Linked DNA regions of Homo sapiens: region 2 is linked to region 1. The links are chromatin loops, found by intact Hi-C in ENCODE. Cell type or tissue: IMR-90. All regions are shown on one strand. Links, peaks and the distances in the headings refer to the core of each region. The heading gives the core; the rest is flanking DNA. Region 1 overlaps MTA3 (metastasis associated 1 family member 3). Region 2 has its middle 5.8 kb from the start of TRI-TAT2-1.

What was found. A loop is a pair of places that touch in the nucleus more often than their neighbours do. Peaks named below come from ENCODE experiments on the same cell type or tissue, not always from the same donor. Only the 100,000 strongest peaks of a DNase experiment are listed, where the experiment ranks them.
Region 2: a loop joins it to region 1, with 2.7 times the contacts of the local background. A loop is called at or near these places in 1 of 110 quality-filtered maps.

The regions. Positions count from the first base shown.
Region 1 is chr2:42,705,304-42,710,690 of GRCh38, reverse strand. It overlaps MTA3 (metastasis associated 1 family member 3), which reads right to left. Exons shown (of 17, transcript NM_001330442.2): 13 at 2,637-2,788; 14 at 1,595-1,817. Among named protein-coding and RNA genes, the nearest start is that of OXER1, 56 kb to the left of the region's middle. In IMR-90, for the core only: no CTCF peak of the experiment used is centred there; no DNase peak of the experiment used is centred there.
Region 2 is chr2:42,802,021-42,807,407 of GRCh38, reverse strand. No RefSeq gene overlaps it. Among named protein-coding and RNA genes, the nearest start is that of TRI-TAT2-1, 5.8 kb to the left of the region's middle. In IMR-90, for the core only: no CTCF peak of the experiment used is centred there; a DNase peak (open chromatin) is centred at 2,807; H3K27me3 peaks cover 472 bases.

The DNA of each region.
Region 1 (5,387 bases), core at 80-5,079:
TCCATGAGGTCTCAAATGCTAGCACAAAACCTAAATATAAGCCTAAACTCTCAAATATACATGAATCTAATATAGTAATCCCCCTTCTGTGGGACTCTGACATTGCTACCACTTTCTTTTTTTTTTTTTTTTTTTTTTTTTGAGATGAAGTTTCGCTCATTGCCCAGGCTGGAGCGCAATGGCGCAATCTCAGCTCACTGCAACCTCTGCCTCCCGGTTTAAAGCAATTCTCCTGCCTTGGCCTCCTGAGTAGCTGGGATTACAGGCGCCTGCCACCACGCCTGGCTAATTTTTGTATATTTAGTAGAGACAGTTTCACCATGTTGACCAGGCTGGTCTCGAACTCCTGACCTCAGGTGATCCACCCACCTCGGCCTCCCAAAGTACTGGGATTACAAGCATGAGCCACCGCGCCCAGCCCTCAACTCCCTTTACAAAGCATTTTTCTTCTTATAGAGCTGCTACTTAAGTTTTAAAGCCTTTCAACTATTCTGCTAAAAATTATCTTTAGGAACAAAAAATGTTTTTTTCAGTCATCATTCCTTTTATTGATATCCTCTTTAAATCAAAGGGGAACATTTCATAGTAAGAGATTTCTTAGAATGGCTTTAGGATTTCCTATCTGTTAGGCCAGACAGCAAGTTTTGTCACCCCTTAAGGAACAAAAGCTGCACGGCTCTAACATGCTAGCCTGGAATGTGACTCCAGAGCTAACATATTAATTATACACATATTGTCAGAGACATGGTAATGACAAAACGATCCACAATTCATGGACACATATGATCTCTGTGCTAACAAAAATAAAAATAAAAAAGATAAGCAAGACCAAATGTGTTGAAAATAAGAGTAGTAAGTCATGTAAATGTTATGTGGTGATATATATGATACATGATCATGAAATGGAAACCAAACTGGACAAACAGGCTGCTCAACCATATGTTTAGATGCTAGCTTATGAAAATGCAATGTGTAATTTCAGAAAACTCACCCAAAAATGAGTTTAAAATTTACTTGTAATTTGCTAGACCTTCTAATAAATATAGTATTTGTTATGAATCAAGGGTGAATTTCCATAATGTTGTATGACAATTGTAAAAGGTTCATGAGAAAAACGAGAGGTTTACAAAGACATACAGTCTCTAATTAGTGTAAATTGGCAAATTTTATTTAAACCTAATGAATCCATGTAAGACTGGACTGTACTGTCTCGATTATGGAGTCTCATTATAACAGCATCCTTAGGGGTTACATTGTGGCACTACCTAAAAGGTAAAAGTGCTTCAATAAGGGCTCTGCAGGCAATTCCATCACAAAACCCCATGGAATAGGATCACCTCCCACCAATCTTTTGCTAAGCACTACTCTCTGGTAAAGAGTACAGAAGTTTCAATGTTTTGATTTTTTTTTTCCAGGTTGGCATGATACAAATGGCAGCACACAAAAACAATGTTAAAAAATAAACCAAATAAAAGGCTGTACACAAGAACTTATGTTTATTGCAAACAAACAAACAAAAAAAAAAGGAAAGAGAGGAAAAGAGAAAATGGTCAGAAGCACAACATATAAGGTTAAGAATTTAAAAGCATCTTACATTCTGCCCTAATGGCAGCATAATTAATAGCAACAAACGGCCGTCTTGCTGCCTGCCGCAGCCGGAGGGTATTTTTGCAGACCTGACGAGCAAATTTTGTGAAATATGTAGTATGAAGGAAGAAAGCTTGGCGGGTCTTCACTGCAGACTTTGGACTCCCAGTGTTTCGGACTGGCATTCCCTGCATGGCCTGGCGGGACACGTGACTTCTAACACGAGGGTCCTGCAAAATCAGAAAACAACAAACACTCAAGGAAGTGAACTTGCCCAAACACGTTACTGTTTGCATCATGCTCAAAAGAAAAGTGCAACTTTTAAATCTTTCATGAAGCATCTATAACGTCACTTGGTGCACTACCTCTAAAAGAGAGAATTAAAGTGTGCACTTTTGGGAAAGAGGTGGGGAGTAGAGAAGGGAACTGTGGAGAATACTGTACTGCTATACAGGAATCCAAAATCACATTCACAGTAAGTGGTATGAAACTGCCAAGGGGGTTAACTACACTTTTTTTTAAATTAAGGAGTCCTGAAAGCCCGTCAGCACTGAAAAAGGGTAGTCGCCCACTGGTAAACACAGGCGTTTGGCATCTTCAGCCTATGAGGATTTTACCAAAATCACATTTAAACTGTTGTTCACCTCAAGATTAAGTCCATACTTCTTGTCCCTCCAAAACAGCCACGGGGAGAAAAAATGCTTAATTTGCATTTATGACTTTATGTAGTAAGACACGCCTTCAACAGAATGTAAAGGTTACGAACTGTTTTCAAAAGCAATTAAACATTTAATTTGTAAGCTCTCTACTTATGCTAACATCTCCCACACTCATTGTTTTTTTGTCTGAGACCATTATTCTGAATACCTGATAAAATTTAATTTCTCTCTGCTTCTCTCCACACCTACCCTGAATATTGTAGTGCTACGTTTAGCTATAAAGGTAGCTTTCTTCATTTTTTAATTATCCTATACTGTACTTCTGTTTCCAAGGAATAATCAACCCATTTAAAAACATGCCATTTTTCAACACTAAAAAGACTACTGTACCTCTGTAGTTGGGCTAGGAGATAACTTCTCTTCTTCTGACTGGGTGGGCATTTTCAAGCCTCCATATTTTTTCCAATAAAGCCAACAAATTGCACATAATCTACACTGCATATTAGGTGGGCCCCAAGAATACCACTGGTGAGACTGTGTAGCTAAAGCAGAAGAAAAATAAGAAAAAACGAAAAATGCTATTTAATTTGTAACATCAACACAAAATAATCAAACATTTTAAAAATACTTGTCATGCTTAGTTTACAATGTTATTGTTCCCAGCTTACAAGCCAAACATAATAGTATATTTGTTTTTTTAATACTCAGAATTCATTAAACCAACTTATTTCCATTATTATATAAAGTGCTTGTGGCCCTGTTAAAGCTATTCAGTGAAGCATCCTGTATTATGCATTGTGCTGCTGAGGGAGTTTTTGTTTTGTTGATTAAAAATACTCTATTGTGTATGTTTCTGGAAATAGGTTCTCAAAAAGATGGTAGTATTTAAAAAATCTGGGGCCGGACATGGTGGCTCACGCCTGTAATCCCAGCACTTTGGGAGGTTGAGGCAGGCGGACCATGAGGTCAGGAGATCAAGACCATCCTGGCTAACACGGTGAAACCCCGTCTCTACTGAAAACACACAAAAAAAATTAGCCAGGCATGGTGGCACGCACCTGTAGTCCTAGCTACTCGGTAGGCTGAGGCAGTAGAATTGCTTGAATGTGGGAGGCAGAGGTTACAGTGAGCTGAGATCACGCCACTGCACTCCAGCCTGGGCGACAGAGTGAGGCTCCATCTCAAAAGAAAAAAAAAAAAAATCTAAATCCACGTTTCCAAACCCAGGGTTCAGACACCACTCCAAGGATTATTTAAGGTACTCAGGGAGGTCTCATTGATAAAGTCAGGAATCTAATAAAAACAGGTATCTGTCAGCCAGGTGTGGTGGTGAACCCCTGTAGTCCCAGCGACTACAGAGACTGAGGCAGCAGGACTGCTTGAGCCTGGGAGGTTGAGGCCACTGTGATTGCACCACTGCATTCCAGCCTGGGTTACAGAGGGAAGCGGGGAGGAGGAGGGGGCTGGGGAGGGGAAGAGGGAGGGAGTAGGGGAGGAGAGAAGAAACAAACAGGTATCTGTTTTGCACTCCTTTATTTTAATCAATAAGTAAAATCCTTATTTTAAAATCTCCATTTACAGACAGAATCCCTTTCAAGACTCTAAATCCATATGAAGTGAGCATGGGCAGCTGACATCACAGCATGCTTGAGGCCTAAAACTCAGATGATTTAACAGCTAGCTGAACACTGTAAGCTTGTGTTAGTTTTTGTTTTGTAGTTTAAATTACTGACATGTGACATTTAAAATACATGTGTGATAGATCTGAAGTTTAAGAGAAAACATTGAGGTTGAGACATAAGTTAATTGGGTGCATAAAAAATTGTAATTCTGTAAGTTTGCCTTAAAATATTATTTCTCTGACCTGTAAGTTACCTTCAAATGTTCAAACAGCACATGAAGATATCAACTAACACTTCACAAACCAATGTGAAAAAGAGAAAATACAGAGACCATTATATTCATGTTTATCGGGAATAACACTGTACACCCATCATGTATTATTTTTGGAGGATTATTATTTTAGGCTTTTATTTGTGTAAATATTTTAGGCCTATTTTAGGCTTTCATTTATACAAATAACTATTTTATACAAATGAAAGCCTAAAAGCCTTTCCTCCTATAATTTAGAACTAATAAGTCATTTTTTAAATTTTTTATTTTATTATTATTATACCTTAAGTTTTAGGGTACATGTGCACAATGTGCAGGTTAGTTACATATGTATACATGTGCCATGCTGGGGTGCTGCACCCATTAACTCGTCATTTAGCATTAGGTATATCTCCTAAAGCTATCCCTCCCTGCTCCCCCCACCCCACAGCAGTCCCCAGATGTGATGTTCCCCTTCAAAATCTTAAACATTAAGCTATGAATCTATTTTGAATTCTAAATATAAAATTTCACTTAAAACATACATTTTACGTAAACTAATCATGCAAATCATTTTAATAATTGTCAATAAATGCCTTTCTCCTTAAATAACTCAAATTCAATTGGAAAGTAGGTATCATTTAATAAATAGAAAACATCAAGTTCTATCTCTCTGTAAGGATAAATCTTATATTAAGATAACATTTTATCATGGAGATTAGTAATACATGAGTCTAAAGTAAATATTATAAAATAAAAATAGCTTATTCATCATGCACACATAAAAATAACAGAATAATCATTTAAGGGGATATACGTGAGTGTGAAAGGGGTTTGCAAGTTAATTTTTTTTTTGGGGGCGGGGGGGAGACGATGTTTCACTCTGTCACCCAGGTTGGAGTGCAATGGTGCAATCTCAGCTCACTGCAACCTCTGCCTCCTGGGTTCAAGCTATTCTCCTGCCTCAGCCTCCTGAGTAGCTGGGATTACAGGTGCATGCCACCATGCCTGGCTAATTTTTGGTATTTTTAGTAGAGACGGGGTTTCACCATGTTGGCCAGGCTGGTCTCGAACTCCTGACCTCAGGTGATTCACCCGCCTCAGCCTCCCAAAGTGCTGGGATTACAGGCATGAGCCACAGCACCCTGCCTGCAAGTTAAAATCAAGACAGGTTAAGCCACTACCACTTGTCTGCAGGATTCTTTTCATTTTCATTTGAATATACATGAACTACAAAATCCAAGAATTCCCAATTCAAGGTATTTATGA
Region 2 (5,387 bases), core at 259-5,258, 97 kb before region 1:
GATAAAACAGAAGGGTTCAGACTGCTGTATGCAAGTGACATTCTGCAAATAGCATGATGTGGGTATGGCTGGTCTTCATTTCTAATAATGAGAGGCCAAATCAGATCTAATGGTCACTATATTTTCTCTATGACTTTGGTTTCAGATATACAAGAGACACCGTGATGAGCCATATAAACAGTTTGATGGGCTGAATGCAATTTGTAGGTCTAGTGAATGAAAATCGTCTTGGTTCAAAATTGTAGAATTCTCATTTTATGGTCCTCATTTACTTTATTCCAGCAAATGTTTTATATTTTCTATTTTTAGCCAGCATTTCATTATGGGTATATATTAAGCAGCATATGACTTTTAAAAATATTGCTGTAGAGTAGGCAAAGCCCACATGAGAAGCCACCCAAGCAGCTGTCACATGAACGCATATCTGGTGTTCAAGGAATGAATGCTTCATGTACCGGTGAGCACGCATTCAGAGGCTTCCAAAGTGATTCCATTTTAATGGGTAGCGGGGGATCTTAAAGGATTATTTTAATTGTTATTTTTCCAAATGGAAATGTAAAAGATGCCACTGCCACGTGCAACACTGTGGACCTTCCTGAATGCCTTTCAGAACCCCCTCCATTTGTCAGTGTCTGAGGTCCCCTCCTGTCCTGATAGTCCATGATGCTCACCAGCATCCCCGGGGAAAATGACCCCTTATTTTCCCTTAGGAGGAGAAAGAGGTGTAGGTCTCAAGGCCCATGCTCTAGGGAGGTGTGCTGCAGATTTGAACCAATTACACAGAGAGTGGAACATATGATAATTTGAGGGATCCCATCAAATTGCCTGGATTGACACCGAAATGAAGAAGTGGTGAGAGCCTGTCAGATGAGAAAAATTTTAAAGATTGGTAATGTCCAGTGTTGATGAGAGTGTGGGGAAATGGATAGTCTTTAGTTGGTTTTGTTTTTAAGATAGTTTATCAGAATCTGTCAGTGTTTTAAATGCATGTATCTTTTGATCCAGCAGTTTCTATAAGATTCTCTCTTACAGATATACCCATACTTGTGGACAAATATACCATATTTCATCAAATCTAAAACACTCTAAATTGTAAAATGTGCTATTATTTTATGTACCATTAAGAAAACAAAACCTACCGTTTTAACTATGACACAGTCCTTTCATATCACTTAGAATTGCGTCTTATACTCATTAAGATCACTCCTAGCTGGGCGTGGTGAGTCACACCTGTAATTCCAGCACTTTGGGAGGCCGAGGTGGGCAGATCACGAGGTCAGGAGATCGAGACCATCCTGCCTAACATGGTGAAACCCCGTCTCTACTAAAAATACAAAAAATTAGCCAGGCGTGGTGGTGGGTGCCTATAATCCCAGCTACTTGGGAGGCTGAGGCAGGAGAATGGTGTGAACCCGGGAGGCGGAGGTTGCAGTGAGCCGAGATCACGCCACTGCACTCCAGCCTGGGCGACAGAGCGAGACTCCATCTCAAAAAAAAAAAAAAAAAAAAAAAAAAAAAAAAAAAAAAAAAAAAAACGATCCTATGGATGACTCGATGTATTTTTAATCATATGTTCCTCTGGAGAGCCATTGCTTTCTGCTCACCTTTTCAGCCTCATAGTTTCTGTCACTGACAAACACTTCAAGGAGGACAGCAGCTCAGGGTGCTGAGCCCCCCTGAATGCACTTCTCTTCTCCATGAAATTTTGGCCCCTTAGCCCTTAGGCTGCCTTGGTGGCTCATTGTTGCATTCAGACAGATTGGGGGTAGGGTGGGGTATTTACAGAATTTCTAGCTACTAGCAGTGGGAAGGTTAGTTTCATGGAAGCTGATGCATCTGTAGATAATGTGACCACATAATTTATCCTCCAAACAGGGACATTTCTGAGAGTCAAAAGGAGCACTGTTAATAATACTGGACCAACAAGCATGAATTGTGCCGTCCCGGACAATTTGGAACATATGGTCACCCTAATCCTAGCTCCCTTTTGTGTTACCATAAATATATAAACCATAATTAGGGAAAACTCCTTGTTAAACGTCTCTATAAGAACATGGATGGGGTGTGTACCAGTCCATTTCGTACTGCTCTACTCCAAATTCGCCCTTCTTGGCCCTGCTTTGTGATCTTGGAGCTGGACCCTGAAAGTATTTGTCTTGTCAGCTGGTGCCACTGTTAGGTCTTGTCAGTAGAAAGTGCTAGAAGAACACTAGAAGGGACTTCTCTTCCTAGCTCAGTGCTTTTCTTCTGGCTCCTACAGCACAGCTGCCAGTGGGCGGCTTCCCGGTGAGATTTTGCCAGCACCCGACAGAGTTTCCTGCTTGCCATCCTCAGCCTGCAGCACCTCAGCAAACTCCTCCACCATCCGCAGGCCCCGGAGCCACCCTCACCAGTGAACTCTGAATCTCAGCCTTGGAGGGGAGGGAGAGTTTGTTGCTTCCTTGGGTTCCCTATGTCAGCCCTAGAGGTAGTGGCTGCTCCCTTTGTTATTCCTGAATTATCTAGAGTTCCATTTACCCTTCTTCGTAATGAATCCTCCTTTACTAGTTAATAATTTTTTACATTAAATTTTCCCTATTCAAACTACTGGTGTGTCTGAATCCTGACTGATAGGATGCATTAATTATTTCTTTTCACTTGTTGGAGAACAACAGCCTTCAAAGAACATGGAGAACATGGTGGTTGGTGGGTAAAAATAATACACTTACATAGTACTTATCATGTGCTACGCACCAACTCCAAGAACTTGACACCCTATGAAGCAATTTCATCCTCACAGCAACCCCATGAAGCAAGTAGCATTCTCATTTCCTTTCACCAATGAGGAACGTGCAGCACAGTGAGGTCGTGCAGTTTACCAAAACAAGTGGTAAAGCTAAGATTCAAATACAGATTGTGCAACTGAAGATCCATGCCCTCAAACTGTATGGAGTAGATGGCTCATTTTGCAACTTGGAGAACAGTGAGCATGCCTGGCCTTGACAACTCTGTGCCTCTCAGGGTCACCCCCAAGAGAGGCTCTTGTCAGGCTCACAGAAGCCTGTGTATTGGTGGCCAAAGCATTCCAACTTGAAACATGGGAAAGAAAGACCAGTTAGAATTCTGACCCCTAGAGAGGTGAAAACCATGACCCAGGCATGCTGGGCGCCTCTGTGCCTAGATTCCCCTCTGCTGAGGAATGGGGAGGGTTCCTCTGTCAATCCTGGCAAGGGATGGACCCAAACCTATGGGACCAGATAGAGGTCTCGGAGGCCACAGCACAGATGATGACTTTCCTGTGAGAGGACAAAGGAAGAGTTTCAACAGAGCCCGCCAGGGAGCTCTAGGGTTTCAGTAACACTCAAGGTGTTCCTTAGGTCAAAATTTTTGGGTGAGTGGGAAAGCCCACCTTGTGGGGAAGAAGAAAGACAAGAAACTGGAGTAAAACAATCTACATCCATGTTTCTGCTCAACCAACTGGTTGAGTGACTTCAATAGTTGTCCATTGATCATATATACCACAGTTGGCTGAGCCATTCTCCTATTGATGGACATCCTAGGCTCTTTCCTATGTGGGGCTTTTACAAGCTTCTAGGAGCATATGTGTACAAGTATTTTTATTTTTATTTCTCTTGGATAAATACAGAAATGGAATTGCTGGGTTGTAAGGTATGTTTCTGTATAGTTTCTTTGTTTTTAGCATTTTTATTGTGGCAAATTACACATAACATAAAATTTACCATTTTAACTGTTTTTAAATTGTACAATCCAGTGGCATTTAGTACATTATGACGCCCGGCTAATTTTTTTATATCTCCTGACCTCAAGTGATTTGCCCGCTTCAGCCTCCTAAAGTGCTGGGATTACAGGCGTGAGCCACCACACCTGGCTATTTTTTTCTTTTTATAGTGGTAAAATATACAGAACATAAAATTTACCATTTTAACCCTTTTTAAGTGTGTGATTCAGTGGCATTAAATACATTTACGTTGTTGTACAACCATCTCCACTATTCATCTCCGCAACTTTTTTCTCATCTCAACTGAAACCCCATACCCATTAAACAATAACTCTCCATTACCTCCTCCCCCGAGCCCAGTAACCACTATTTTACCTTCTATCTCTACAAATTTGACTATTCTGAGTATTCATAAAAGTGGAATCATACAATATTTGTCCTTTGTGCATGGTTTGTTTCACTTAGCGTAATATTTTTAAGGCTTATTTATGTTGTAACATCTATCAAAACTTCATTTCTTCTTAAGGCTGAATAATATTTCATTATATGTGATACTACGTTTGGTTTATACATTCATCTGTCAATAGACGCTGGGTTGTTTTCATCTTTTAGTTATTGTGACTAATGTTACTACTAACATCGGTGTACAAATATCTGTTTGAGTCCCTGCTTTCAGTTCTCTTGGGTGTATCTCTAAAAGTGGAATTCCTGGAAGATACAGTTAATTCTATGTTCAATTTTTTTGATAAGCCACCATACAGTTTTCCACAGCAGCTGTGCCATTTTTACATTCTCACTAAAAATACACAAGAGTTCCACATCTTCACCAACACTTGCCATTTTATGTTTTGGTTTGTTGTGGTTGCTGTTGTTTTTATAATAGCCATCCTAATGAAATGAAGCACTATCTCACTGTAGTTTTGATTTGCGCATCCCTAATCATTAGTGATGTGAGCATCTTTTTATGGGTTTATCAGCCATTTATATATCTCCTTTGGAGGAATGTCTGTCAAGTCCTTTGCCTATTTTTTAAATTCTGTTGCTTGTTTTTTTTGTTGTTGAGTTTGGGGAGTTGTTTTATATTCTGGCTATTAACCCGTTATCAGATACATGGTTTGCAAATATTTTCTCCCATTTTGTAGCTTGCCTTTTCACTCTCTTGATAGTGTCCTTTGATGCACAAAAGTTTTTAATTTTGATAAAGGTCCTATGTTTGGTGGTTGTTTGGGGCTTTGTTTTTGAGACAGGGTCTATCTCTGTTGCCCAGATTGGAGTGCAATGATGCCATCATAGCCCACTGCAACCTCAGACTCCCGGGCTCATGCAATCCTCCTGCCTGAGCCTCCCCAGTAGATGGGACTATAGGCACACGCCACCACTGTCTGCGAACTTTTTTTTTTAAATTAGAAATGAGGTCTTGCCATGTTTCCCAGGCTTGTCGTGAACTACTGGCCTCAAGGGATTTTCCCACCTCAGCCTCCCAAAACACTGGGATTACGGACATGAGCCCCAGAACCCGACCCCTATGTTTAGTTTTATAAGAAACTATGGAACTCTTTTTTTTCAAATTAGTTGTGCCACCTTATACTCCCACCAGTAATGTTGAGAGTTCCAGTTGCTTGACATCCTCACCAATGCTTCATATTGTCAGTCTTTAATTTTAGCCATT